Linked DNA regions of Mus musculus: region 2 is linked to region 1. The links are chromatin loops, found by intact Hi-C in ENCODE. Cell type or tissue: heart. All regions are shown on one strand. Each heading gives the region's core, and the rest is flanking DNA. Links, peaks and the distances in the headings are about the cores only.

What was found. Peaks named below come from ENCODE experiments on the same cell type or tissue, not always from the same donor. Only the 100,000 strongest peaks of a DNase experiment are listed, where the experiment ranks them.
Region 2: a loop joins it to region 1, with 2.2 times the contacts of the local background. A loop is called at or near these places in 4 of 42 quality-filtered maps.

What each region holds. Positions count from the first base shown.
Region 1 is chr16:20,730,579-20,745,502 of GRCm38, reverse strand. It overlaps Thpo (thrombopoietin), which reads left to right and starts at 14,905. Exons shown (of 6, transcript NM_001173505.1): 1 at 14,905-14,924. It overlaps Chrd (chordin), which reads right to left and starts at 12,376. Exons shown (of 23, transcript NM_009893.2): 1 at 12,208-12,376; 2 at 11,869-11,972; 3 at 11,367-11,496; 4 at 11,102-11,230; 5 at 10,917-11,016; 6 at 10,730-10,817; 7 at 10,245-10,386; 8 at 10,004-10,132; 9 at 9,840-9,922; 10 at 9,610-9,757; 11 at 9,360-9,466; 12 at 9,120-9,239; 13 at 8,438-8,594; 14 at 7,941-8,161; 9 more. The coding sequence starts at 12,355. The coding sequence ends at 3,526. Gm22741 (a small nuclear RNA gene) reads right to left here and starts at 195; the gene lies at 31-195. In heart, for the core only: no CTCF peak of the experiment used is centred there; DNase peaks (open chromatin) are centred at 11,482 and 12,392; H3K4me3 peaks cover 2,524 bases; H3K27ac peaks cover 1,899 bases; H3K27me3 peaks cover 3,546 bases.
Region 2 is chr16:20,888,758-20,903,681 of GRCm38, reverse strand. No RefSeq gene overlaps it. Among named protein-coding and RNA genes, the nearest start is that of Gm6551, 32 kb to the left of the region's middle. In heart, for the core only: a CTCF peak has its summit at 7,717 (motif pointing right); no DNase peak of the experiment used is centred there.

The DNA of each region.
Region 1 (14,924 bases), core at 9,925-14,924:
ATAGTATTATAGTTATTCACAATGATTTATAAAGGAGAGGGTATGAATGCAGTCCTCACTACCACAAATTGTGCAGTCAAGTTTCTCTCATTGGGGAAGCCCCAGTATTTAGCACATCCAGAGGGCAAGGGATGAGCTTTGCGCCCTGGGAGAACCACCTCCATGATCATGGTGACACAGATGCATACATAGTGAGCTACTCTTATGACGAGGAGCAGCAACCCTGGTGCCTGTTTTGTACGTGAAAACATCAGAGGCAAACCGGTGTGTGGGGACTCCATTCTCAGAGAACTCTGATCATGATATATATATATATGTGTGTGTGTGTGTGTGTGTGTGTGTGTGTGTGTGTGTGTGTATCATACTATGTGCCTAATAGATCTCCCTTTTGTCACCTGTAACACTGCTGCCAGCAGCCCATACTCAGTCTGTGTATTCCACATGTATCTTCCTTCATATATGGTCTCCAAGTTGTTCTCTAGTGGCCTCCAGCTGTCAGGCTGAGACGTGTCTTCCAACCCTCAGACACATACTTCCATTCTGTGATTATAAGACTTCTTTTCCTTCCTGCCTCTGTCCTTGTGTCACCTGCTTCTGTGTTCTTGTTCTGTTTTATTCAGACAGGGTCACATTAGCCCAGACTGTCCTGAACCCACTGTACACAAGGACAGCCTCAAGTGACTGATCCTCTGTACCATACCCTCAGGACTGGTTTGCCTCTGTTTTTCTACTTTCCATTATTTTTATAAAAGTCTAAGGAGCAAGATGCCATCAGTTGTTTCAAAACATTTTTTTTTCTTTTGGTTTTTCAAGACAGGGTTTCTCTGTATAGCCCTGGCTGTCCTGGAACTCACTCTGTAGACCAGGTTGGCCTCGAACTCAGAAATCTGCCTGCCTCTGCCTCCCAAGTGCTGGGATTAAAGGAATGTGCCACCATTGCCCAGCTCAAAACATTTTTACAACATACCAACCCATCTTTGGAGTGCAGACTTTGCTAATGGCTGAGTGTCTGTCTTCAAAGTAGAGAGGTCGACCAGGATTCCTCCCTCCCAGGAGGCCCCTGGATCCCCATGTCTACCCACCCCTATGTTGATTGACATTTTCAGACATCCATAGCTACAGTTTGAAAATGGCCCTTCTTAGTTACTGCCATAAATGATTCATAGGCAACTTGGCCACAGCCCCACCATTAACAAAGTCCTAGAACAGTGGCTGTCTGTGGCCTGATATGCCAAAATCTGGATTCTGCATATTAAAAGTATGTAAAGAATATCACTAGGAGATCAGATGGAACATGGCAAAGTGGAACTATATGTGAATTTTCTCTTTGAAAAGCAAGGGTTATCAAAATCACCTCATCTGTCCAACAGCCTGTGTGTTCCCTGCCTTTGTGCTGGAGAATCTCGGGAGTTCAGTCAAACCCTTAAGAGTGTGGAAGGCCTTCCTGGCCCTAGCTTAGAGGCCATATAATGTTGTACTAGTGAGTGTTCAAAGACATTGTGACACTGCCCAAGAAAATCACCTTCCATGGTTTTTGTTGTTTTGGGTTTCTTGTTCTTTTGTTTGGGTTTGGTTTGTTGTTGTTGTTTTGTTATTGTTGTTGTTGTTGTTGTTGCTTTTAGTTTTGTTCCCTGATGCTGTTAGTGGCTTAAAGGGGCATGCATGGGGTGCCCTCTTGAGGTCTCTGGATGCCAGGAATTTGAAGAGACCACACACAGGACTGGATTTCTTAGGTCATCATCCCACTTCCCTAGGGACTGAGGGAAGAACCTAGGACTGCTGGCTTGGCTAGGATGCGGTCTAGGATGGGAAAGGTATTCCAGAGGCTTCTGCCTGTGTCCATTCTGTTCACACATTTGCTCAGCTGACACTTTGAGGCCTGCTTTGAAGCCCTTCTGGGGCTCTGAAGCTAAAGTTAAGGATGAGCCCTGTCTCCTGCAGGCACCAAGATGCCTATGGGTCATCCTTACTTAACTCATAGCTCCCTCCCTGGTAAGGACAGTATGGCGGGTAAAACCTTATCTCCCATCATGGACACCTCATGCTTTGCCTATGTTGCAACCCATTCTGAGTCCTTTTGCCTTCTCATCCCTGACTGGCTGTCATCTCTGGTTCATTCCTGTCTGAACCTCCCACTATGACAGCAGAGGCTAGCCCTGCCAGCTATCCCCATATCTGTCATGGCTTCATTCACAACCTAGCCCCTCCACAAATATCCTGCCAAATACAACAAAAGCCCATTGCCACCCTCATACCAGCCAAGCCCCAGAAATTCCACAGCAACTACAGCACTTTTTCTACCAAATTCTGGCCAGGTACTGGGCTGCACAATGTATGTGCTGTGGTTGCTTCCCATGATGCAACCTGTTTTACAAAGGAAGCAGGACACGTTGGAGTGAATTATCTCAGTGAAATAACTGCAGAGCTACATACACTCAGAGCTTTGAAGGGCTAAGATGGTGATTGTTAGCTACACTTTCAGCAGGCCTAGTGCTAACAGCTGTGACTTTTTCCTTCCTCTGTACTACCAGATTTATCCGGAATTATTTATACATGCATGTATATGATTTCTAAGATACTGCCCTTGTTTCTCTAGAACCATGGGACTGACGGCTGGGATGAGAGGAAATGGGAAAGGGCAAGGGAAGAGGTCTCCTGTTACTCTGCCCACCATAGCACTTTTTCTCATGATGAGCTCGGTTTTAACTAAATCAGGGCTAATCCCTATTCAATCTGATGTAGGATTGCCCCTGAACTGATCAACAAACAACTTTTCAGGAAAGAATGTTTAGCTTGCTTTAGACAGAAAGTAGAGACTGGAAGCACTTTGGTTTCATTCTGGAGTGGCATGAAGAAACATGGCATCAGCAAAAATGTCAGCTATGGGTAACTCAACTTGAGGCTACCAGGGCTCTTGCTGCTCCACCACCTTCTATGGACAGTTGTCTTTATGGAACCTAGATATGCCAATCAAGTCAACATCTCATTCCCTAAGCCCTCCTAGCTCCCAGGTCAGAGAGACTCTAGGCCCAAGGCTCCTCTCTTATTTTGGTCTGTCAGATCTTACTCTACTGGCGCCCACTGGGGTCCTGGCCACAAAGAGCCTACCTCAAACCCAAAGACTGAAAAAAAGATGTTTTAATAAATACAAAAAAAAATCTCTAATAATGACTCTGCTCAGCTCAGGGGTAGCAGGAATGGTGTGAGGGAACCCTTGGTGCTGAGTGAGGATAAATTAAAGAATCCCAATAAGCCAGTGGTGTTCTGTACAGAAGAAAAGAGTTAAGCTTGTGGGACAGAGGCCAAAAGAAAACAGGGCAGGAGTTCGCATGGATATGGCCTTGGTCTGACCCAGCAGTCTTTCCCCTTGTAGACTTGTGGTTCCCAGAGGTAGTGGGGGAGGAGAAGAAGCAGAGCAGAGGCACGAAAGGCACTGGGTTCCCACAGGAGAGTCGGGGTCCTCAGCACCACTCCTTCTCCCAGCTCAGGCCCATCCTCTTGGTCATATGGCCTTCTGGATGCTCCCTAGGAGTGCTCCGCTTCTTTCTCCAGCTCTGGAAGGGTTCTAGTCTCAGAGGCTGCTGAAGACAGAAGGAGATGGGAAGCAGAGAGGTCTGGAAGAAGACACGGGAGTGGGGGTGGGGGGCAGGCAGCACATCTCTGCTCCAGTCCCAGAAAGGACCAAGTTGTCCAAGAAAGTCAGCATACACCACCTGCAGTGTGGTTGCTTAATTCCTCTGAGCTTCAGAAGTCTCATTTGTAAAGAAACAACAGTAAGTGAGAAGCCTGGAGAGGTAGGCTGGGATTGCACTTATGAATCAGACTCATAGTTCCTACCTCCATGGGGCACCCTTCCCTCCCAGAGTCACACAGCCAGCCCACACCATCTGTGGCTTCCTTCACTTACACCTTTGGGCTGTGCAGTGGGAACAGCATCGACTCTCCTTCCCTGAGCCACAGGATAGCGGCGGTGAACAATCGTCCCGCTCACAGTGGGGTACCCCTGCCTGGTGCAGAATGGAGAGATACTGAGGTTCCTTACAGGACACTCTAGTCTTTAGCCTCTTCAGGAAAAGCCATCTCCAGGACTCTCCCTGAGAAGGTTTTCCTACTCTAGGCCAGGCAGTACTAGCCACATCACACAAGTCCTTCACTTACCCCACATCTGCAGGTAATACAGCTCATCTCCCCAAAGGGGGGCACTGATGGGTGCCAGCTCTGATTCTCTGGGAACCACTGCCCAGCAAAGCGACACCCCCGAGGCCCATCAGCCTGCATGGGGTCTCCCAGCTTGGCATTAGTCCCTGACCCTACTGGGGAAAGAAGACAAAGTTAGACAATAAGGGTCAACCAACTTTAACTTTTCTTTGAATTCCCCTAGCCTAGTAGTTTCTGGTTCTTGATAAGTGATAAATTTGGATGGATAGGTGGGAGATGGATGAGTGAATAAATGGATTAATTACAGATGGAGTAGATAAATGATTATGGATTGATGGATGGGTAGGTGGATAGATGGATGTGGTACAGATGGAGTGGATAGATAATAATGATGAATGGATGGGTGGGTGGGTAAATGGATGGATGGATGGATGGATGGATGGATGGATGGATCACAGATAAAGTAGATAGATGATGATGAATGGGTAGATGGATGGATGGATGGATGGATGGATGGGTAGGTAGATAGATGGAGTGGCGAGATGATGAAGGATGGATGGGTAGATGGATGATGAAGGATGGATGGGTAGATGGATGGGTAGGTGGATGGATGGATCACAGATAAAATAGATAGATAATGATGATGATGGATGGGTAGGTGGATGGATAGGTGGGTGGATGGATGAGCAGGTGGATAGATGGATGGATTACAGATGGAGTAAATAAATGATGATGATGGATGAACAGACAGACAGACACATAGGTAGATAGGTGGATGGGTGGATGGGTGGGTGGCTAGATAGATTACAAATGGAGTGGATAGATGATAATGATAGGTGGGAAGATGGATGGATGGATAGATAGGTGGATAGATGAGTGAGTGGATGGGTGGGTGGCTAGATGGATTACAGATGGAGTGGATAGATAATGATGGATGGAAGGATGGATGGATAGGTGGATAGATGAGTGAGTGGATGGGTGGGTGGCTAGATGGATTACAGATGGAGTGGATAGATGATGATGGATGGAAGGATGGATGGATGGGTAGATGAATGGCTGGGTAGGTAGATGAACAGCTAGGTTGATGGGCCTGGAGCCCCAGTCAGCTTACTGCATACATGCAGAACCTTCCCACTGTTTTTAGGGTGCTGACTCCAGGGTGGGTATGAGCAGTGCCCAGCGAGTGAGAAGTTTCTGAGAAGCTCCGTTCCATCCCCATCATGCACCCCCAAACAGGTCAGGGCCTACCCAGCCCCTAGAGTGAGGCCTCAATGACCAGGCCTCTCACCTGGACACTGTTTGCAGCAGTCGGTGGGGTTGGCACGGACAGGCTGAGCACAGGCCAGGCGAGGACACTGCACCTTCTCACAGTGCACCTCTCCCGTGGCCCCCTGTAGGCAGGCACCCATTGAGAGAGGGTGTCAGGCGGAGGGACGTACAACCGTCACACTGCTTTCTCTCTCCTTTCCCACCTCAAGTCAAATATATGTGTGGCCAATGCTCAGAGGCCTGAGTTTGCCCTATATATCTGAATCCAGTCCTCATTGTATATAGGATGGCATATTTGCACACAGGGGAGGAATGGGGAGCTTGGGGAAAGTTCAGAAATCACTGAGGGTCACGTGAACTCAGTCAGCTGACACAGCCAAAGCTTGTACCTGTCGGCTTTTTAACCCCTCCCACAGGAAACCTGCTCTCCAAACCCCAGGGACTGCCCCTCACAATACCATCCTGAGACCTCCTCATCAAGGACAGGCTTGCTCTCCAGGAAGTCCCCATCTCTATCTGTAGACCTGACTGGGTTATGATAGCAGGGAAGATTAGGCAGCCATACCTTGCAGGTGCAGACAGCACACTTAATTAGGCCAAAGGGGGGCACAACAGGGTGCCATCGGGTACCCGCTGCCCTCCAGCTCCGGTCACCATCAAAATAGCAGCCTAGAAGGAAAGAATTCCCAGCTGCCATTAGGATTGGTCTCACCAGTTGGGCATACAACCAAGCCTCAGGCCAGTCCCATACTAGCCTAAGCCAAGAGCCAGTAGACACTAAAGAGAACTATCAGACGTGCTTAGAGTCTGTGCACCTCAGCTTCCCCCATACACACACTCTATTGCCCTCTTGCTCCAACCCAATGGCTTCTTTGGATCTTCCCATCCCTGGACCCATAGTCCTCTCTTACCCTCTCCTGGCTCCAGATTTGGTAGGCTGGGGAGGTCTCTACTGCGTTGTTTCTCTGTGGAGACAAAGAAAAGGGTGAGGCAGAGAGTCGCCTTTGCTTCCCTCCCTAGAACATTCCTTTTCCATGAACGCCCCTCCACTACCTTTCCTCCCCTGCAGGACATTCACCTGGACACACGGGACAGCACTGGTCCAGTGCCTGCACCGGGTGGGGACAGCTTGGTGGTGGGCATACTACAGGGTCACAGATCACTGTTCGTCTCTGTAGAAAGGGGCCAAGGCTTTGAAGGTGTGTTGGGCCCCTTGCCCCAGACCCTGTAGCCAACTGTCCCTTACCCAAACATCCTACCTGGCAGATGCAGAGGGAGCAGAGTGGGTCATAGTTGGGTGCCCAGCGAGCCCCGTGGGGCCGCTGCTGCCCCTCGAAGAAACATGTGTTAGGATCTCGGGGTCTCCCAGGGCTGCCATGTTTGGCTGGTACTGGGGCTTCAGGGCCAGGGCCAGCAGGCAGCATGGGTGACGTAGCCGCCTCTCCATTTGGAGCCAAGGGCATCTGCACTCCTTCTGAGGCCAGACGCAGGCCTCCCGCCTCACACTGACTGGCAATGTGCACCTGGGAAGAGAGGGAAACAGGCCGGCTGGGTTCTCCTTCATGTCTCTATCAACCACTGCTGGCTGTTGTCAGGAGTGCCCAGGAGGAGACTCTGCCCTTCAAGACTCGTCCCAGTTGCAAAGCCAGGGCGTTAGGTTGACGACCTCCCTATGCAGCTGTGTGGCTTCATGTTTATCACTGGCAAGAACTTAATACTACCACCTCAGGGATCGGAGCACACAAGCAACTGCACTGTCCTCACATACCTGCCCACGTAGTTCTCCTCTGGGGCTACTCTTGGTGGTGATGAGCAGGGAGGCAGTGCCCTGTGCCAGGTGCCGCAGCAGCACAGGCTCCAGATCTTTTACCACGCCCTGAGCCTGCAGACAGACCAAGTAAGGAGTAGAAACAAGGCACATCAGGGTTTTTATATCATTTTATTTATGTGTATTAGCATTTTGCCTGGTGTCCATAGAGGCCAGAAGAGGGCATTGGATTCCCTGTAACTGAAGTTACAGATGGTTGTGAGCTACCAAGTGGGTGCTGGGAACTGAAACTGGATCCCCCAGAAGAGCAGCCACACTGCTGAGCCACCCCTCCAGCCCCACAAGGACACTTTGGGACACTTTAAGACACAGCCCATGGTCTCCAATTTTCAGATAAAGAAACAGACCCATGATTAAGGCCTTCTCACATTGGAGAAGAGCTGTGAGACTAGGTCTCTGCGACTGCAGCTCACACCACTTAAGAGGATGTGGTCCATCCCACCTACTACTTTTGTGGCTTGGGACCTCTGTCCTGGAAATCATTTAGGACAGAGGACACAAAAGAAAATGCATAGTAAAGCCTGAATCAGACTTACACCCAGGTCTGTCAGACACCTACAGCCGGCCAAGCCTGCTCTGTAATACCAGGCCACCTGCTCTCTCTACCACAACCACAGGTCCACATGGCCCTTCAAGCTAAAAAGGCAGAAAATTTCTAAGCTTCTTCCCATCTCTATGACTTTACCTCTGAGCCATAGAATCCCTTCAGCAGCCGCTGGGGCCCTGGCATCCCAGGAGGCCCAAGGAGGTGGGCAGTGACAGTTCCTTGCTCTGAGCCACCAAGCCCAGCCAATAGAACTTCATAGTGTAAGTGACAATGTGTATCCAAGGAGAGCCAGGCGTGCCCTGCTGCCTGACTCCGCACAGGGGGCAGCACTAGTGCCCCTGCCAGAGGCACAGGCAATCCTAAATCCAAACAGATGAGAGATGACACCTGAGATTGTGCTCTTAATCTCATCCTGCCCCACCCCAGATCTAGGGCTTGGGGAATAGCAAGTCTTAGCTTCCTTGCACAATGGCAACAGGGATGGTTGGCCAGTAGCTTCACCCTACACATCCCCACCTCTCTAAATGCCAACCAGAGATCAGACAGCTCAAGCTCTGGATCTCTGGCTAATTCTTTGGATGCTTGGATGGCAGGTCAGAGGACATAGGTGGGCAGGTAGACCATGAGGCACTCACTGTCATAGCGGGCACTGTGCCCACTGTAGCATAGGGCAGTCACATGCCCCCGAAGCTCTCCATCTGGGAAGTCCTTGGTACCAACATTCAGGAACAGCTCGTTCTGTAGCAGCATATGAGCCCCTCGGGCACCCAGCCCAGAGCACATACCCACAGCCTAGGGGTCAAAGAAGGATGAGCCCTCTCACTTTCAGATGCCAAGGGCTTCCCATATCTTATGCCTCCACCACACGTATATCCTTCCTCATCCCAATAACACTGGACAAGAACTTTGTAGGTCGAGTGTCAAGAACCTCCTCTGCCGCATCCTAGACATACCACAACCCTTGAAGAGTTACTCATCTGCGAGTCTTTACTTCTCCTTTATCAAAGGGTACTGGGAAAGGCAAAATGTACACAAAGGAGGCAACCACGTTCGTGCCTGACAGACCCCAAAAGTTCAATTAGTACTATCTCATGGGCTATTGCACTGTTCCCGTGAGTGGTGTTCCCTATTTCACTATGAGCTTGCTGAGAACAAGGTTTCTAGCCTAAGGTTTACCAAAACGTGTCAAATGAATAAAGAACTCATTGAGAGAACCCATGTGTGTGTGAACAGTACTACACACCCCTACTCAACCAACCTGGCTTCCCGCAGCCCATGTATTGGCAGCCCTGGCACAACTCTGCCTGGAGCCCTCACCATGTGTCCTCCCGGCTGGAGTCCAGCCATGTGGCACAGGACAGTGCGCTGGTTCTTCCGCTGAGGCTTGGTCTCCAGTGTCATGGCCACCACCTCGCTACCTGTACCTACCACTTGCACCTGGTGGGCAGGGTTGGGGAAAGGCAATTGGATTGCCAGCCAAGACCGAGAGCCTTTCCCCCTGAAGGTCAAGGCCTTGCCCTGCTGGCCTCCCTGCCTCCTACAGCTGCTGACTCTTACCTGATAGATAAGGGAGCCATTTCCTAGCAATATGAAGCTGGCTGACCCAGCAGCACCCGTCTGGACTGGGATCAGGGCATCAGCCCCACAAAGGACACTTTGAAGGACTGCAGGGGACAAGACAGGTGGCAGCAGGCTTGCCCACACCCAGACACCCAAGACCCCCATATGTATTTTGGGCTCTTCCTCAGCACACGTTTGTGCCTCTGAGTTATGTGTACCCACAGTGCCAAGCCCCACCCTTCCTCACCATCACAGCTCTGCCTGGTGGTGATGTATCCACTGATGCGTAGCTCTGGCCCACCCGCCTTCTCTAGGACCATCTGCAGCTCCCCCAGCTCCAACCAGTCCATCTCTTGGTCTGTAAGGCTGGGCAGCACCTCAGCAAAACCTGGCTCCTGTGAACAGAGCAGAGTGGGGTGGGCAACAGCAAGAGGTCAGAGTAAACCTCGGCAAGACACAGGCCTTCCTTTCCCTTACCTGAGCGGAGGTGTTGGCCTGGAGCTCCCGAAGTAGCTGTCCCTGGTGGAGAATCTGAAGCTTCAAGGGAGCCTGAGCTAGTCCTGCAAGCACTGCACATGTGAGCATTTCTGAAAGGTGAGCACCCGCCCTACGCCCTCACATACATCTTCCCCATCACTCACCTCCCAGCAGACCCCGGAAGAGCAGCAAAAAATGCAAGGAATCTTCTGTGTCACTGAGGGTGAGCAGGGCTATGCCCCCCACACCCCGCTGCAGTGGGTCTTCCAGGGTCAGGATGGCACTGAAGGTCTCTGGGGAGTGTTAGACCATGACAGCCATAAGAAAATCCTCTCTTCAGTCCACCCACCCTTGGGTTATTGAAGGCTCAGCTCTTGACATCTGAGAACTGCTCACTCCCCTTACCTGCAGCGAGAGCACCCTGCCAAATGAGAGGCCCCCAGACTTCTCCTGAAGGGTGAGTGGATGTCACAAGGGCTACCCGAAGCTGCTCTGCCCTCAGGAGCCTCACAGACAGCCGAGGCACTGCCCGCCACACCCCACAGACCTTGAGAGAAGAGGGAAGAATGCCTACTGTAATTATGCAGGACAAGCCACCTAAAAGACCCAGGTCTAATGAGGAAGGAGCATGGAAGGGAGACCCCAGACCCTCTTAAGAAGGACCCATGAGCCTTGATTTTAAGTCCTGGCTTACCACTTACTAGCCAAATGACCTTGAACAAATCACATTCTGCTATTCTGAGCCTCAGTTCCCTCCTCTGTAAAATGGGCATCATAATGTCAGGGCCTTTCTCCCACTGGGCTGTTGTGAGAACCAAAGGAGGCAATGCAAAGCATGCTCTCAGCAAGTGCCGATTTTGGATAAGCACTCTTAAATGGCATCATCTCACCAGGCCATCCTGGGTGGGGGTTGCAGGGTGTTCAAACAGGATGTTGCCTGTGGGATCTGTGAAACGAACCCTGCTGGGACGGTCCAGCCTGTGAAGAGAGGTCCAGTGAGACTGGATCTATAGCCTACAGGCTCCTCTTTATTGCCCCCTTTACTACTCCTAGTCCTTGCCCTTTTCCCGGTCTCACCGCTGGTAGGAGACAGAGAAGCGTAAACTTGAGCGCAGCAAAGAGACTCGAGCACGAGCTACCGCCTGCGACCTCGGTCCTGTCAGCAGCGCCACAAAGTCTTCGAGAAGAGAAGATGGCCTGAGCACTGTCAAGCCTTGCCGCGGGACTCAAACTTCATCAGGCCCACCTCCACCCCAGCCTACCTGTGTGGCCATCAGCACGGGTCCGCTCCCCAACGCCGGGTTCCCCTCGATCACTGTAACTGCGATGCTCTGGATCCCTTGGATACTCGAAGACCAGGCCAGCGGGCTGTGGATCTAGATTGCTGCGCTCTGCATCCGGGGTAAGGAATAAGACGGCTGGCTTCAGAAAGGTACCAGGAGGACCAGTCCTCCTCCGCGATGCAAGTCGTACAGGACCTAGTGTAGAGCCTTCCACCCTCCTAACTCCGGGCACAGCGGGCCTCACCCTGCGGGCAGGTCTGGCAGCAGTGTCCTGGCAGCTGGCGCGGCTGCCTGCAGGCCAGGGTGGGGCACTGAGGTTTGATGTTCTTGCAGCTGACCCTGCCAGGACCCCTCCCACGGCGAGCCCACTGAGGCTGATGGCAGAGAACATAGGAAAATTAAGGGAATGAAACCATCAGACCCCAGGGCTGCAGACAGTCAATTCTGCTATTTACAAGTTACATGGCCCGTCCAAAGTTTCTTAACTTCTCTGAGCCTCGGCGTCCCTGTCTGCAAAGTAGAACTAATAATGTCATTTATCTAGCAATACTGTAACGGGAGGGGGGAAGTTGGCTAAAAGCCAGTCACATTGTGGGCGATCAATAACTGTCAACACCGCAGACTTGAAAGCGGTTTCCTCCGATTTGCGGACCAGCCTTCCCCTGAGCATCTCCGAGTCTACTACTTAGGACACCAGCGTTCCGCTACCCTCTAGAGTAGGGCAGGCAGCTGCGTTATCCACTCACCGCTTCACAGGCGCACAGCACGCAGCGCATCACCCCAAAAGGCTCCCCCAGGTCCGGGTGCCACGTCTCGTCCAAGGCATAGACCTTCCCGCCGAAGGAGCAGCCTGCGGGGACGGGCTTGGCTGGCGGCCGCTGTCCGGTTGCTCGTGCCGTAATGCCTGCTCCGGGCTCTGCCCGCCAGGCCCATGGTCCCTTGGCACCGTGCACCTCGCCGCCTCTGCTTTCCCCTCCCACCCTCCCGCTGCGCGAAGCCACCTGCGCCCGGGGCCCTCTCCCTGTGGATGTAGACTTGCCAGGAGTCAGACTCCCCTCCCGCACCTCCCCCTGGAGCCCACCTACCTGCCGCTCCCCGGACAGGCAGCGGCTCCTTCTCGGAACGGATGGGCAGTGCTGGGGGCTCAGGGCCAGTGCCACTGGCCGGCCGCGAGCCGAGCAGCAGCAGCCCGAGGAGCAGCCGCGGGGCCGGCGGGGCCGGGAGGCTCGGCATGACGCGGAGCAGACAGCTGGGGAGGCGGGCGGGAGGAGGGAGCAGGAGAGGGAGTAGGGCCGGACCGGAGGCGGGCCGGCAGGAGGGGGCCGGGGCCAGGAGGGGGGCAGTGGCGAGGGGCTCGTCTCACAGTCGCCTGGTCGGCTCCCGGCCGGGCGGGGCGGGAGAGAGCGGGCGGAGGGGCGCTGACCCGGGCCGTACTCCACTTTAGTGCCCTAGGCGCCGGCTCTGGCCCGTTTTATGCCCGCGCCAGGCGTCCGGGCCCGGGGCCTCCTCTTCAGCAAACGGGGCGCGGCGGCGGCTCCACAAGGAGCCCGGCTGAGCCCGGGGGGTCCGGCCCAGCAGCAGCGGCCGGATCGCGAGTGGGGGAGGGGGACAGGCTGGGACCCGGCAGGGGAGGAGGGAGGGACTGGAGGAGGGGGGAGCGGAGTGGGTAGGGGGAAGGGAGGAACTAGGGGGCGCAAAGAGGGAGAGGAGAGGCGGGCCTCGACACCCCCACACACGCTCCTTGCGACCACCCCTGGAGGTGGTGTCCACCCCAAGACCAGAGGCTCAGGCTAGTGAAGGGCAGAGGCTGAGCCTCGGGCCTGTGGCACTCTTGAACGAGATGGGCCGCTGGAGGATGAGGACTTGTCTTTGAAAATGACACCGATCCACCCCTACCTAGGACCCACAGCACCCCCTTCCTTTCACTCTGGCTGTATTCCTATTTCCCTTCTAAGGTCTCTCCTCTTTCTTCACTTCCCAGGGACAGGAACCTAGCCTGTGCTTCCCAGAATCAAGCAGTGCTTCCCTGAGTGGAGTCATAATTCACCAGCACCCCAACCTGCTCTCAAGTCCATCCAACTACCACCTCTGGCTCTCTCATGCTTTTCCTTCATCCAAGAGATGACCCTCTTCCTCTCCAGCTCAGTCCCCACCTCCTTTGTCCTGCTTTTCTAGACAAGCCTCCCCATCCTACACACACACACACACACACACACACACACACACACACACACACACGCGCGCGCGCGCGCGCGCGCGCGCGCACCGTTCTTCCCACTATCCCAGCACTAGGCTTCCTAATCTTAGAAGGCATCTCTTATTCAACTGGAGAATTCCGGGATCCAGGCCATACGCCTCAGTAGATAGCCCATCCTCTCTGAGGCGCAGAGAAAGCCTGAGGAAGACAAGGGAGAGAGGACAGGGTCAGGCCACAAGGTCCCTGAGGACAGAGACTGTGGGGAGACAGGGACTGGGGAGAAAGCACAGGAGCTAGAGCCAGGGCCAAAGGAAGAGAGGAGCCAGCAAAGAGGTATTTGTGGGGGAGGCTCGGCAGCTGTCCTTCCTAAGACAGGGACAGATGGGCCTGGTTATTTCTCTTGTCACATGTATAGTGGTAGGACTAGAAGAGGATCATTGAGCAATCAAGGGCAGGCTTGCCCACAGAGCTGAGGGGGTTTAGCGCTCCAGGTCCCTGTACCCCTAGTAGAAAGACTGAGCCCAGTCAATCTGTCTGTCTGTCTGTTTGTCTGTCTGTCTGTCTGTTTTAAATAAGATCTCATTATGCAGCCCTGGCTCACTAGGTAGACCAGGCTAGCCTTAAACTCTCTGAGATCCACCTACCTCTGCCTCCCAAGTGCTGAGAATCAAGACATGCTCTGGGCTCAATCTTTTGGAACTCACTCTGTAGACCAGGCTGGCCTCGTACTCAGAAATCCACCTGCCTCTGCCTCCCAAGCGCTAGAATTAAAGGAGTGTGCCACCACTGCCCAGCTCTGGGCTCTTTTTTTTTTTTTTTGTTTTTGTTTTTTTTTATTTATTTATTTTTATTATATGTAAGTACACTGTAGCTGTCTTCAGACACTCCAGGAGAGTCAGATCTCGATGGTTGTGAGCCACCATGTGGTTGCTGGTATTTGAACTTCGGAAGAGCAGACGGGTGCTCTTACCCACTGAGCCATCTCACCAGCCCCTCTGGGCTCAATCTTAACCAAACACATATCCCTTTACTTCCCGGGTCCCACATATTGTCCATACTGTCTTTCTGATAACGTGATCATTTTCTAATATAGGCAATACCTACTTTGCCAGTTGGAAAGGGGAAATGCCAGGAAAGACACTCCTCTGGAGCAGGGGAATATAGAAGGAAAAGCAAGCAAGCCAGCATGCTGTCAGAATTCAGCAGCAGGTATACTGTTCAGGGAAAAGAAATTTGGAGAGCCAGGAACTGAGACTTCATCCATCTAAAACAAGACCTCTCTTTCCCAGAGAGAACCGTATTCTGCCAGATTTCTCCTGGACTAACCCTCTTCTCTCTCTCACTTAGGTCCCAGGTTCTCATGTCGCCAGGACATGAGACAGTTCCCGCTATACAAATTCTCTCTAGAGTGTGTGTGGGTGGAGGAGCTGGGCTCTATTCATGGACCATGGTCCAGCCATGGGCTCTAGTCCCAGTAGACAGGAAAAGAAGTCGTCATTTCCGGGGGAGCCTTCACCTGGGCTTGGTGGCTCTCTGCTCTCTGATTGGGCGGAAGTGGCCTGGGCAGGCTTGTGACCCTACTACAGAGGAGGGGCTGTACCCCAA
Region 2 (14,924 bases), core at 4,963-9,962, 160 kb before region 1:
TCTTGTCTAGGCCTTGCTAAATCTGAGGTTGATAATTCTCCTTTAGGAGTTGCACAGTACTCAGAACTGTGCATACTGGTTCGTAATCATGCGAATACAGTATGGGTATCGCTTGGTGCAGAGAACTACTGCAGGGGAAGGTCCAGCTTGACCATTTCTGAGTTTCCTGTGGGTTATACCCAGTTTAAAATGGAGGTTGGTATCTAATTTTGGCTAAAAACCAAAAATATCTACGGCTCTGCCTCCCCTCCCCAAAAGATACCAAGAGTCACAGGTGTGGGTCGTGACAGCACCCACGGGAGGAATCGGGTCAATGTCCACCCAAGCCAAGGTTAAAAGCCCACTCATCTACAGATGAGAAAATCATTTGATCACCTCAGTTAAGCATTGCCTTATTTAACTTAATTAATAGGGGGGAGAGAGGTTGGAGACCATACTGTCTTCACTGCCTCCCACCCCAAAATAAAAAGCCAATTGGCCTTGTACTACGGAGCCAGTCATACCCCTTCTCCCTGTTTCCTGCCTGTCATCCAAAAATGCGGAGGAATATCAACTCAGTGTTATTCTTAATAAAGTGTATTTCAAATTTGTTCAGTCAAACTTAGCCAGTTACATTCACAGCATATCACATCTGAACCAGCGCTCGGCAGCCTCGCTCCGGTGGCTCCTCACTGCCCAATGACGGACAGACAATGGAGAATCTACCTGGATGGACAGCTGGGCTTTGGAGGTCTGTGTTCTCAAAAGTTGGGAGAAGCCAGAGTTGGTGGTTCACAGTTGTAATCCCATCATTCGGGAGGTGGAGGCCGGAGGATCGGAAGTTCAAGGCCATCCTCAACTCCATAGCCTGACGACTTCCATAACCACCATGGAGTCCAGGGTGGTCACTATGGTATCTGGAAGCCATCTCCTTCCTCTTGGACACTGGGGCTACTTACTTGGTCCTGACAGAGTTTTGGAGACCCACTTCTCCTTTCCCTATTGTGGGAGTGGAGGGACAGCTTTACCACCCTCACCAGACCCCACCACTTAGTTGTATTTTTAGGGGTGTTCCTCTCACTCATTTCTTTTTGGTGGTGCCAATGTGTCATGTACCCTTATTGGGATGGGATCTTCTAGGTAAAGTGGGGACCTTTATTTCTTTTGCTCTTCCCCATTTACCTAAACCCAAGCTCGCCAGCAGACCCTCTCCTCCTCTTTCTAGCCACCTAACCTACAAACTCTAATGTGTCATTTCCTTTCCTAGCCTCTCAGGTAGACCTCCGAGTCTGGAACATCCAGAACCTTTATGTTGCTAAACACCATTCTCCTGTTGTCATCCACTTATGCCCACCTCTTAATATTTCCAGTTGTCTTCCTCAACCAAATACTAAGCACTTCTTATCTCACTCCTTCACTGAAACCTTAAAGGAACTATTATCTCATCTTTCACACATTACAGGAGGGCCTCAGGCCATCTATACTTGGTATACAGATGGCAGCTCCTTTTTAAATGAAGGAGCCAGAAGAGCTGGCTATGCTACAGTGTTGAACACAGAGATGGTTAATGTTGTGATTATAAAAAGATAAAGAGATATAAGAATATGGTCTATGGGGTGTGGCGAGGTATGGGGGAAGGGAGTGCCTCGCTGGGCCCATTCCAAGGAATCCCTTCACCCTGAGGGACCAGCCACACAATATAGCATGGAATATAGTTTATTTAGGGCATGGGGAGGGGAGTTAAGAGAGTAGTAGAGGCAGGGAAAAGCAGAGAGAGGGAGAGAGTAGAGAAGTAGAGGCCAGCCATGACCACATAGAGGAGGGAGGGAAAGGGGGGGAGACAAGAGGGCAAGGGGCAAGAGAGAGACAAAAACAAGGGGGGGGGACAAGCAGCCCCTTTTATAGTGGGCCAGACATACATGGCTATTGCCAGGTAACTGTGGGGGTGGAGTCCAGACAGAATACCAACATTCCCCCATTTTGGTTTAGTTTAAAAAGAAAAAATTAGAAAGAGGTGATGGCAAAGCAGGAATAGTGTCATCGTGATATCTGGCTGCTTCATGCTGACATTGGGGTGACGTGTCTCTGGGGAACCTAGAGGGATGGGTATGGGGGATGTTTGTCCAATCTTAGGAGAGTTGGCTGCTTCCTTGCTGTCCAGGGTCTGGGGAGCCTTCTGAGGATAGGTCAGAAGGAACAGGTCCAGTAAGAAGTGTTTGTGTCTGAGAGGGTATCTGAAGGTGGCCCTCTGGAGCTCTCCTGGATGTAGTAAGTGCCTGGACTTGACAAGATGTTGAAAATTATTATTATAGGTAGGGAATAAGATTAAGTAAGTTTGGGAGAAAGGAAATTTTTTCTTAAGATGTACATTTGAAACCCAGAGGAATCCCATCTTCTGGACTAGGTTAGGCAGATGTTCTTATCTGGATGGAGCCTATTGGGTCCATGAGAAGTAGATCTGAGTAGGTTTTTTGTAGCTTATAAGTTTACGAAAGAGATAACAACATGAGTTAACAACATGAACAGTCTTTAAGATGAGCCTTTTGTGGAGCAGAAGAAACAAGATTAGAAAGTTGGATTGTATAGTGGAATGTTTTATTAGAGTTAGACAAATTTATAGAAACTCAGATAATATTAGGACAGTGGCATAGCAAGAAGAAGAAATATGAAGCATTTAATTAATGGAAACAGTTTAGGTAAGGAGATAAGAGATTACATCTGTGAAAGCTTTGCTTTTTTAGCTGTCAATGTGGTCAGAAGTCTGAAAAAGTATGAGCAAAGAGATATATGGCTAGGGCGAGGATAAGAAAGTTGGCAGCAGTGGCATAAGATCGTGGTGACAGAAAATGGGTTTGTCTAGGCAGGTTCAGGCTTGTGACACAAACTGAGCATGCAGGCCATGAGAACAGTCCAGAGATGTGGGAACGTGGATAGGTAAACGCTTAGGCATAGGGGACTTTTTCCATTTACCAGACTGCTGGCAGTATGTGTGAAGATCCCTTAAAATATATGTTCGAAGACATAGCAGCACCCATTGGGGAGTTACTGAATTTTTCATACCAGTGTTCCAAGAATAATTCAATAACCAAAAATTCCAGCCAGGCTAGAGGCCTAAGTTGTCACTAAGTCCCCCTAGAGGCTAAAACTCTCCACATTTGCAGGGGGTGGGAAGGGCAGCAAGAAGTAGGGTCTCCACCAGGGCGTGGAGCCAAACCTGCTTCTCAGGCAAAGTCTAAGCTGGGGGGGGGGGTAATGGCACGACACATGGGGGCTAAAGTCCAATGCTAAGAACTGGTGCTGCTGAACCAGAGAGTAGTTGTCCAGGTCCTGCCTGGAATTCTCAGCCTTGAGAAAGAAACTCTCCAAGGAGAGGGAATTCTCACCCAAGGAAAGAGTCCTAAAACAAGGGTCAGGGTAGTACAGGGGTAACTCCACGCTCAAGAACTCTCCCCTGGGACCATGGATGGTTGTGGGGTTTACAAGGGAGCATGGATCTCTTGTGGTGATTGAGCTGAGAAGGGATGCAAACCTGCAGAGTTTCTAGATCTGAGTTACAGTGCCAATGTTGTGATTATAAAAAATATAAAGAGATATAAGAATATGTTCTATGGGGTGTGGTGAGGTGTGGGGGAAGGGAGTGCCTCGATGGGCCTATGCCAAGGCATCCCTTCATCCTGAGGGACCATCCACATGATAGAATATCATCAAAACTTGGAATATAGTTTATTTAGGGCATGGGGAGGGGAGTTAAGAGAGTAGTAGAGGCAGAGAAAGGCAGAGAGAGGGAGAGAGTAGAGAAGTAGAGGCTGGCCATGACCACATGGAAAAGGGAGGGGAATGAAGAGAGAGGGGGAGCAAGAGGGCAAGGGGCAAGAGAGAGACAAGAGTAAGAGAAGGAAGAGGGGGCAAGCAGCCCCTTTTATAGTGGACCAGACCTACCTGGCTATTGCCAGGTAACTGTGGGGGTGGAGTCCAGACAGAATACCAACACCATTAAGGCACAGGCCCTCCCTGCCCACACCATCAAACAGGCTGAACTAATAGCTCTTTTCCTTGACTTTCAACTGGCACAGGGACAATCCCTAAACATTTATACAGACTCCAAATATGCTTTCCATATCCTCTTGACCCACACTGCTATCTTGGAGGAGCTTGGGTTACTTACGACAAAAGGAGGATCAGTAACTAATACAAACCAAATTATGGCCATGTGAAAAGCCTCCCATCTCCACACAGCTATTGGAAATGTCCACTGCAGATCCCACCAGATACATGACTCTATTGTCTCCAAGGGAAACAACCACACCAACGAAGCAGATAGAGCTGCGGCCTCTAGGGGTCTAGACTTGCCTCACCCACCACAGGACATTCTTACACTACAACCCACATCTCCTCTCTCACCCCCTGACACTCTATCCCATCATGCCAGCCAAGCAAGTCTTATTTTGTTTTAAACAAACAAACAAAAAAAATCTACAGCCTACTCCCAAGGACTTACAATTCTTAAAAATCTATCACTGCCCCTTGCAAAAATCTGTCAGATGTCAGACTCTAACTCCACATATTGTAGTATCCCTTTTCCTACCCATCAGGCTACAGTGTCCCTTTCTGGAACCAACTGGCAACTTGACTTTACCCACATGCCCACTGTCAAACACGCCAAGCCATGGTCCAGGTCTTTGTGGATACCTTCTCATGGTGGGTGGAGGCACTCCCCAACAACTACAAAAGGGCTCAGACAGTCTCTCATCTCCTCCTTTGAGAGATCATTCCCAATTTGGAGTCCCAGCCTCCCTCTGGTCAGACAATGGTCCCCAATTCACCTCCCAAGTTTCTCAAACTCTATCTAAAGCCTTCAACATCCCCTAGAATTTTCATGTTTCCTCTCACCCCCAGTCTTAAGGAATGATAAAAATGTCTAACTGTTGCCTAAAAAGGACTCTTGTCAAACTGTCACGGGAACTTTACCTCGACTGGGTAAAACTCCTACCCCCGGCTCTTTTTAGGCTATGACCTCTCCACAAGTGACCTCTTCATCTCACCTTTCAAACTCATGTTTGGATGTCTGGTCCTAACTCCTGGTCTTTCACCCAAATACTCCCCCATCCCTGATCACCTACTCACCTCACTACTGTGTTACATCTGTTCTTTCCTATGGAACTTTGCTGACCACAGTCTACCACAGCCACACACTGATCCCTGCCCACTTCCTTTCAACATTGGAGACCAGGTTCTTCTCTCCCCTGCAGACCACTGGCCCTCACCTCTCTCTCCTAAATGGCAGGGCCCCTTCAAAGTAATTCTCATGACTCCCACAGCTGCTAAACTTGAGGTCTCACTGGGTCCACCTGTCTCACCTCAAAACTCTCACCCCTCTGCCTCAGAATGACTCTTCTTCCTACACATCGAGGACAACAAGACCCTCCTTTCTAAAGTGGACTTTGGAACCACCCACCTTGTCCCCAATCTCAGAAAAATGAGACTCCACTCTGGCAGCTGCACTCGACCCCACTGGATTAGACATGGGCTTCTCACCCTCTCCCTGATGTTTTTTTTCCATTCAGTGTAGCCCTTAAGTCTGGAGATTCAAGGTTTGAGAAACCCCCATTGATAACAAACAGTCTTTCCAAATAGGGTCAGAAAACTGCTCCATAGCCGGATGCCAGGAGCCAATCCAGACTGCTATCATCCCTATATCCACCATTGCATCAAAATATTATGACCTCTTGTCTGCTTCCTCTTTGACCAGACAAAAAAATGATTGTTAAAAAAATGGCCAGATGAATATGGGGGCTGCCATCTTGCCAGATACATATGTTAGGATCACAGACCAATCACTTCTTCTATCAACACCACAAGACTCTCTTCTTCTATGTACAAAACCCATGAAATCCCAGATGGGAGACAGGAGTTGTTGATAAGCTCTACTGTAAAAACCAATCTGGGTCCCCAGTTGAAAATATGTCTCAATTGTCCAACCTCTAGAAATCTAATAAATAGGAGAAGTAATTAAACACTCCTCCAAGGTCCTTACTTCCTTGACATTCCTTCTTATAAATGGTATTAACTTGTCATTTCACCTTTTGCTTCAGACCCTGACCTAAGCCTGTCAACTCCTTAATGTCACCCAACCTGGCTGCTTTAAATATTGCTGGCTATGTGTACCCCCTGGAATTAACTCATAGTTGCCACTTACAGCTTCTCCAGTGACCCTGCCAAGTAACTTCACTTCACCTTTCATCAGCTGCTCCTACTCTGGTGTTGCCAGGACCCCATACCTTTTCTCTATATCTCTTTTTTGGCATAGCAGACTGTGCTAAGATATTCTGTAGGAATGCTAAGCTCCCTAGACTGCAATAGAACCATAACCTTTAATACCTTATCTCTGCCACAGTGCCCTACTGTCCAAAATATATCAATTCTCTTTGGTACTCAGGTATATCATCATCTACCTGCCAGATGATCAGGAGTATGTATGATCAGGAGTTTGTATGTTGGTGTTCCTTTTCCCTAAATTAGGAGTAATTCACAGAGAAGAGCCTCTACCAATCCCAGTTTTAGACTCAATACCTGCCCAACACAAGAGGGCAGTTCAAGTCATACCTCTCCTAGCTGCTGTGGGAATAACAGTCTCCCATTGCCCTTTCTAAAAGAACACATAAACCTGATACCTCATGTATGGTCTGAAAATAATCCTCCAGGTCTGGCCTTTCACTTGCCTCCTGTTCTGGTAGGTTCTGATAGGTCTGAAAGCTGCTACTAAGCTCTATCTAGGTGAAGTCATCCAGGGTTTCAGGCCCCATATTAATAGCCTTCGTGATCATGGGTTCCTCATTCCCTGTCATTTTCCCTGAAACACACCTCTGCTGCCAATTACAAAACCTGGAGGACAAAATTATAGATTAGTGCAAGACCTAAGAGAGGTAAACAAAAGGGTGGAAGATATCTACCCAACAGTTCCAAACCCATATACACTCTTGAGATCCTTACCACCTGACAGACAAATCTATACAGCCTTGGATTTGAAAGATGCTTTCTTCAGCATTCCTCTATATAAGAACAGCCAGATACTTTTTGCCTTTGAATGGAAAGACCTGGAGAATGTAATCAGCAGACAGCTGACTTGGATGAGACTGCCACATAGATTTTTTTTTTTTAATCGCCCAACAGTGGCTGGAGAGATGGCTTGGTGGTTTAAAGCACTGATTAAGTTCAATTCCCAGCACCCACATGGTGGCTCACAGCCATCTGTAATGGGATCCTATGCCCTCTTCTGGTGTGTCTGAAGACAGTAATTCTGTTCTCACATAAAATAAACAAACAAACAAATAAACGTTTTTTAAAAACCCATCCAACATTTTTGATGAGGCTCTCCGCCAGGACCTACATGAGTACAGGCAGACTATGCCACAGGTTTCTTTGCTCCAGTATGTGGATGGTTTGCTTTTGGCTCACACCGATGTAGACTCTTGTATGGAAGCAACCAGGTCTCTTCTAGAAACACTGCAGGGACTGGGGTATAAGGTCTCAGCCAAGAAGGCTCAGATCTGTGTGTCTGAAGTGACCTTCTTTGGTTTCCAGCTAAGGGGGTCAAAGAAGTCTTTCTCAAGCACATAAAGAAACCATCCCAGCCATCCCAATACTTAAGACCAGGTGCCAAGTATGGGAATGCCTGGGGTCAGTTGTTTTTTGTAGACTCCGGGTACCAGGTTTTGCTGAGATAGCTAAACCAGTCTATGAAGCCACTAGGGGGCAGGAAGAAACTTTCATATGGACAAAAGAAAATGAGAAAGCTTTCCAAGAATTGAAATTGGCAATGTTATCTGCCCCAGCTCTAGCTCTGCCTGATGTGACTAAGCCCTTCCATTTGTTTGTGGATGAAAGTCAAGGCATTGCCAAGGGGTACTGACACAAACCTCAGGCCCCTGTCAGCGACCAGTGGCCTACCTATCTAAGAAATTGGACCCATTCGCAGTAGGATGGCCAAACTGCTTAAGGATTATAGCAGCCACTGCCTGCTAACTTAGATGCCCAGTGCAGATTTCACTATGTACACTGATGGAAGCAGCTACATGGAAGACAGCATCAAATATAGAGGGCCAGCAGTGGTGGATTTGCATAAGACATTCTGGGTGTCTCCCCTCTCAAATGGGACATCGGCCCAAAGGGCAGAATTAATAGCCCTCATTGAGGTGCTTAAGTTGGGCAAGGACGAGGTGGTTAATATCTACACTGATGGTCAATAAGAATTTGTCACTGTGCGTATTCATAGGGCAATATATCATGAAAGGGGACTATTGATTGTAGAATGAAAGACAAAAACAAACAGGAGATCCTAGATCTCCTAGCTGTTCTATGGCTCCCAAAGAAATTGGCCACCATACACTGTCCCTGACATCGACAGGGACAGACCCCAGAGGCCATCAGTAATCATAAAGCAGATTGCTGACTAGGGAGGCCACCAAACAGCCTCTCCTACATTTGTGAGTGACCTTCCCAGACCTGATCCTACTTAAACATACAACCTACTCCAAAGAAGGTGACCAGGCTTACCAACTCCTGCCTAGTTCCTACACAAAGAATGGATGCCAACACACAACAGATGGAAGAAAGATTTTCCAAAAACTTTGGGCAGAACTTTGGCTCAAGATCTTCATGCCACCATTCATCTGGGAATAAATAAGATGAAAGGATTAATATCTAAAAAGTTCTTTACCTCAGGGCTAACCAAGGAATTGCAGGACACTGTTTCCTTTTTCTTTCTTTTTTTTTTTTTTCCACATGGAAGAGGTTTATTGAGCAGGGATGGGGGTGGCGAAGCAGGTAGAGGGCAGAGAAGAGGAAAAAGAGAGAAAGAGGGAGGAGAGAAGAAAGAGGAGAGAGGGAGAGAGAGAGAGAGAGGGAGAGAGAGAGAGGTGTGATCCCCTAATTTATACAGAAAATGACGTCACACCAGTGAGGGTGAGAACTGAGCCAAGTGGATTGTGGGATTGAGGGTCATTGCCCTGGCAACGCAGGTCAAGGGTCACATAGTAAGGCCGGAGCTTGGAGTGTCCTGGTGCTAACATTCCTCCCTTCTTGTTATTATAAAAAGAAGGGAAGAAAAAGAGAGGGGAAACCAATGGTGAAGAGGGAATAAGGACGTTGTGTTTCTTAAGCTACTTCCTGCTGTTTAGGGGCGTCATCACTTTTCAGGGTGTATCTGGTCTTCACCATAGGAATCCGTTTGGTAATAGTCTAAATCAGGCTCTTCTATGGACAGTGATTCCTTTGTAGGCAGCGGCTGGTAATCCTGTAGCAGGAGCTGATTAACAGTTTGGTTAGAAATTTTTTGTACTTGTCACTGAAAGAATATAGAGATGAGATTAATAAGACAAGGGGCGATTGAGACATATTTTCTCTGGATGTGGATAGTACTTACTGGAGAACTGGTCTGAGTTTTGCAGTAGAGCTTACCAGCAACTCCTGTTTCCCACCTGGGATCCCATGGGTCTCGAATGCAGAAGAGTGTCTTGCAGAATCAATAGAAGAAATGATTAATCCATGTCCCTAGCCTGTGTATCTCACAAGACCAGTATGGGCAGCCCCCATACTTGTCTGGCCATTTTCTGCAATAATCTTTTGTCTGATCAAAGAGAAAACAGGTATAGAGGCCATAATATGCGAATGGAGTAACAGATATAGGAGCGATGGCAATCTGGATCGGTTCCTGGCACCCAGCTATGGAGCAGTTTCCTGATCCTATTTGGAAAGTCTGCTTGTTGTCTGTGGGCGTTTCTCGAACTTCGAATCTCCAGGTGTAAGGACTGCCCTTGATGGAAATGAACAGCAGGGAAAAGATGAAAAGGCCACAACTAATCCAGTGTCTCGTCCAGCGAGGTTGGGTTTGACTGCCAGAGTGATGTCTCATTCTCTAGGATGGGAGACAAGACGGTGGTCTTGATGTCTTCCGGAGCTTAACAGGGCACCATCCTGTTAGGGTTGATGTGTAGGAAGAGGAATCATCTTTAGGTGGGGGAATGAAGGGTTTCAGGTGAGACAGGTGGACCCAATGAGAGAGTCCCTCGAGCTTAGCAGCTGTAGGAGTTAGGATTACCTTAAAAGGACCCTGCCATTTTGGAGAAAGGGGTGAAGGCTGATGACCTGGAGGAGATAAAAGAACTTGATCTCCGACATTAACAGGTAATGGGCAGGAGACAGAGTGTGGTGGAGGGAGGTGATAGTCAGCAAAGTGCCATAGGAGAGAACGGAGATGAGAAAGTAATGGGGTAAGCAAATGATCTGGAAGGGGAGAGTGTTTGGGCAAGAAGCCAGGAGTTAAGACTGGACGTCCGTACATGAGTCAAAAGGTGAGATGAGGAGAGGTCGCTTGGGGAGAGCTCACAGTCTGAAAAGAGCCAGGGGCAGGAGCTTTACCCAGTCAAGATGAAGTTGCTGTGACAGTTTAACAAGAGTGGATTTTAAGGAGCGGTTAGTTCTTTCTACCTTGCCTGAAGATTGAGGGTGGTAAGGGATGTGAAAGTGTCAAGGAATGTCTAGGGCCTTAGATAGGATCTGAGAAACTTGGGAGGTAAATTCAGGTCCGTTGTCTGATTGGAGAGAGACCGGAACACCAACTCAAGGGATGATCTCTCGGAGAAGATCAGAAACTGACTGAGCCCTTTCATTAGTTGTGGGAAATGCTTCTACCCACCCTGAGAAGGTGTCCACCAAGACCAGGAGGTATTTGACACGTCTGACGGTGGGCATATGGGTGAAATCAAGTTGCCAGTCAGTTCCAGGAAGGGAACCTCTAGCCTGGTGAGTGGGAAAAGGAAGGCCGCGATACCTTGAGTTGGAGTTAGATGTCTGACAGATTTTACAAGAAGCAGTGATAGATTTTAGGAAACATAAGTCTAGTTTCTTTGACAGGTATGCCACAGGTGCTAAAGAAGGTCCTATTTGGTGGCCCAAGGCTCCAAGGGCAAATCCCTTCTTTTCTGTTACATAGAGGCCTAAGGAGGGCCTGTTGGAGCCTTTGAAAGGGCTTGGTAATAGGTTTTAAAAGAGGTTCATGGGTGGGGCCTATGCTGCTTCATATAGAGGTCAAGAAAGAAGAGAAAAGGAAGGGACCCACGAACGTAAAAAACTGGCTATCCCCAAGAATGACAACATTTCTTCTTTTGTAGTCGGAACAGTTAGAGATTGAATCAGATCTTTCTGTCTAATGTAATAGCCTTATGTGTCGGGGTGATTGTTAGTCCCAAATAGGTAACCTGAGGAGTGGACAGTTGGACTTTAGAGGGCGAGACCCTGTAGCCACGATTAGAAAGGAAATTCAGAAGAGCCGAGGTGTCAGTCTGGCTGATTTCTAGAGAAGGACTACAGAGAAGGACATCATCTACGTAAAGTATGAGCTTAGATTTAGGAAGAGACAGAGATAGTAGGTCAGAAGCTAAGGCCTGCCCAAATAGGTGTGGGCTATCCCAGAATCCCTGAGGTAAAACAGTCCAGGTCAGTTGGGTAGAAAAGTGGGTATCAGGATCTGTCTAGGTAAAAAAGCAAATATGTTTTGTGACTGGACATCTAGAGGAATAAAGAAAAACGCATCCTTAAGATCTAGGAGTGAGAAATGGGAAGTACCTGAGGGGATAGTAGAAAGAAGTGTGTAGGGGTTAGCCACAACCGGGTGGAGAGGAACCACTGCAGAGTTAATACGTCTGAGATCCTGGACTAAACGATAGGCACCATTGGGTTTCTTTACTGCCAGTATAGGGGTGTTAAAGGGAGAAGAGGTAGGGCGAAGGAGTTTGTTTCTCAACAGGTCAGAGATGATCGGCTTGTGTCCCCTGAGGCTCTGGAGGGAGAGAGGGTATTGAGCCTGGGTGATATACCTGGTAGGATCCAACAATTGGATGACAACAGGCGAATGGTGTTTAGCGACAGAGGGGTTCTGGATGTCCCAGACTCGGGGATCCATCTGTGAGGCTGGTAAAGGGAATGACATAGTATTGTTAGTAGGTTGGTTGGCTAAAAGGAGGAGCAGAGGAACTGTTGGTGAGCTTGAGTTCAGGCGAATATGGGGAGCAAAAGAAACAGAGGCTCCCAGCCTAGGTAGGAGGTCTCTTCCCAGTAATGGGACAGGACATGTGGGCACTACCAAAAAAGGAATGGGTGAGAGGCACATACCTAAAAATGCAATTGAGTGGTGGGGTCTGATATGGGAAGTAAGAATGTCCTCCTACCCCAACAATAGGAAAATGAGAGGGAGATGTGGGCCCCCAAAACTCCGTTAGGACCGAGTAAGTGGCTCCAGTGTCCAAAAGGAAAGAGATGGGTTGCCCACAGACCACGATGTCTACCCTAAGCTCTCTGTTCGTGATGGCAGTGGTCGGGTCAGAGGAGCCTGGGCCTCATCAGTCAGCCAAAGCCAAGCCTAGGAGACCGGTTGGAGGGCTATCTGGGAGTGATGTCCTCCTGTTTTGCGTAACACGGGGGCAATCAACAGCCCAGTGTCTCTCTTGATGGCACCTAGGGCATGGCCCCCTCGGCTTGTGGAGAATAGGGCAGGCTTTGGCCCAATGACCTTGTCGACCGCACCTGTAACAGGTGCCCGGTGGTCCCTGGGTCTTAGGAGACCATGAGCTCAGGGTAGCAACTGGGGCTGGTGGGACAGCCTTTGCCAGCATATTGTACTTCTGCTTGCTAACCCTCTCATCTCTTTCATGGTATATATACCTTGAAGGCCAGTGCCAAGACTTCTGCCTGTGGAGTCAGGGGTCCCCTCTCCAATTTTTTAAGTTTAGCTTTTATGTTGGGGTAGCTCTGGGAAAAGAAGTAAGTCATTAAGAGTTGTTTACCCGGGGGACTTTTGGTATAGCATTGGAAATGTAAATGAGCTAAATACCTAATAAAAAATGGAAAAAAAAAAAAAGAGTTGTTTACCCTCTGGGTTCTCAGGGTCCAGATTGGTATACTGTAATAAAGCCCCTTTAAGGCGTTCTAAAAACTGAGATGGATTCTCCTGTTTATCTTGGACAACCTCTTGAAGTTTTTCAAAATTTACCGACTTTAAAGCTGCTTTTCTCAGACCCGCCAAAAGACATGTAACAAACCTGTCCCTGGCTAAAATACCATCTGCAGAATTATAATTCCATTGAGGATCCAGGTCAGGTACTGTCTCCACTCCGATCTGTTTGATAAATCTTGTCTGCATGCGCTCTTGCTTGTTCCCAAACTCGCCCACATTCCTCGGGAAGCAAATTGTTAGTAAGTATCATGTGTATATCATGAAAAGTCAAGCTGTACGACTGAGTGATATACTGAAATTCTTTTTTTTTTTTTTTTTTTTTCGAGACAGGGTTTCTCTGTGTAGCCCTGGCTGTCCTGGAACTCACTCTGTAGACCAGGCTGGCTGGCCTTGAACTCAGAAATCCGCCTGCCTCTGCCTCCCGAGTGCTGGGATTAAAGGCGTGCGCTACTGTCCTGGAACTCACTCTGTAGACCAGGCTGGCCTTGAACTCAGAAATCTGCCTGCCTCTGCCTCCCGAGTGCTGGGATTTAAGGCGTGCGCTACCACGCCCGGCAATTCTGAAATTCTTTGATAAAGGCAGAAGAATTAGAAGTATAGGAGCCCAATCTCTTCTCTATCTGAGAAAGTTCGCTCAGTGAGAAGGGACCGTGTACTCTGACCAGACCATCTACCCCCACAACTTCTCTTAAGGGAAGGACAGTCGCTGGGTCGGATTCTTCTAGGGGTGGAGAGCTTGGGGTTTTGGTCGTGGCCTTAGAGCGAGTGATAGGTGGTTTGAAAGTTGGTGCTAAGGTAGAACGTTTGGAGGGACCTGCAGTTGGCACAGAAGGAGGAGTGTTGGGGATGAAGTCTCTGGGGAGTCTCGGTGGGGGAAAACCGAGGCAGCAGTTTGGGTTCTAAATGGCGCAGAAACAGACCTACGGCAAAAAGGAGATGGTTCATATGCTGGGTCCAGTATCATAGTATCATCTAGTGGGAGTTGTGCAGGATTCATGGCTAACAGAAGTTGAGTTGGAGAGCAGGAAGAACACATAGCGCGATTGGAATGGAGATGAATGAAAGATTTAACATAGATAACCTCTTCCCTGGCAGTACCTGTTAAGATCCTTTAAAACAACTGGTTCTAAAGTGCAATTAAGTGACCTTTGGGAAGCATTATCTAGTAAGTATTGAGCCCCAACCTTATTGCAAAGAATCAATCTCGATGCCCTCAAGGGGGGTCGTCAACTTCAAATACTCGAGGTTTTCTAGGAGGCATCCCAGCGGTGTATCTGGGGGTACGTTTGAGGATATGTTGTTGCCCATAATCTGGAAGTTCCTGGTGTACGGACCAGTGTCCTGAGAACAGCTCAGAAACCAAAAAGGAAATTAACCAAGCTGGAGTGCCCAAGTCGCCACGTCTAGTGGCTACTCATTAAGTCCTGGACTTACTGTGGAAAGTGCTCCACCCTGGCCAGGGATTTCAGCCGGCCGCTAGGGCCCTGAGGAGAAAGAACAACTTTCGGAAGAACAAGATCCAGATGGGCAATGTCTCCGCTTCTATGTCAGATGGAACGCTAGCTGCAGGGCAGTGGGATTCTACCGCGGATGGTGTGTCCTGTGCCCGCCACTGCATCCACTGGGGTGCCCCCTCCTGGGCACACCAGGCACTGGTGGCTGTTGGCTCTTTCCGCTTAATCCAATCCGAGTTACGGTGCCATTGATATGTTAATATAATATAATATTAATCTAGAAATATTTTGAGCGGATAGACCAGACAGCAGACCAGGCCAAGGTGATTCCACGTGGGAGAGGTTTATTGAGCAAGGATGGGGGGAGGGGGGTGGCAAAGTGGGTAGAAGGGCAGAGAAGAAGAAAAGGAGAGAAAGAGGGGGGAGAGAAGAGAGAGAGAGAGAGCAGGACATTGTTTCTAGATGTCACTCTTGTCAATTGA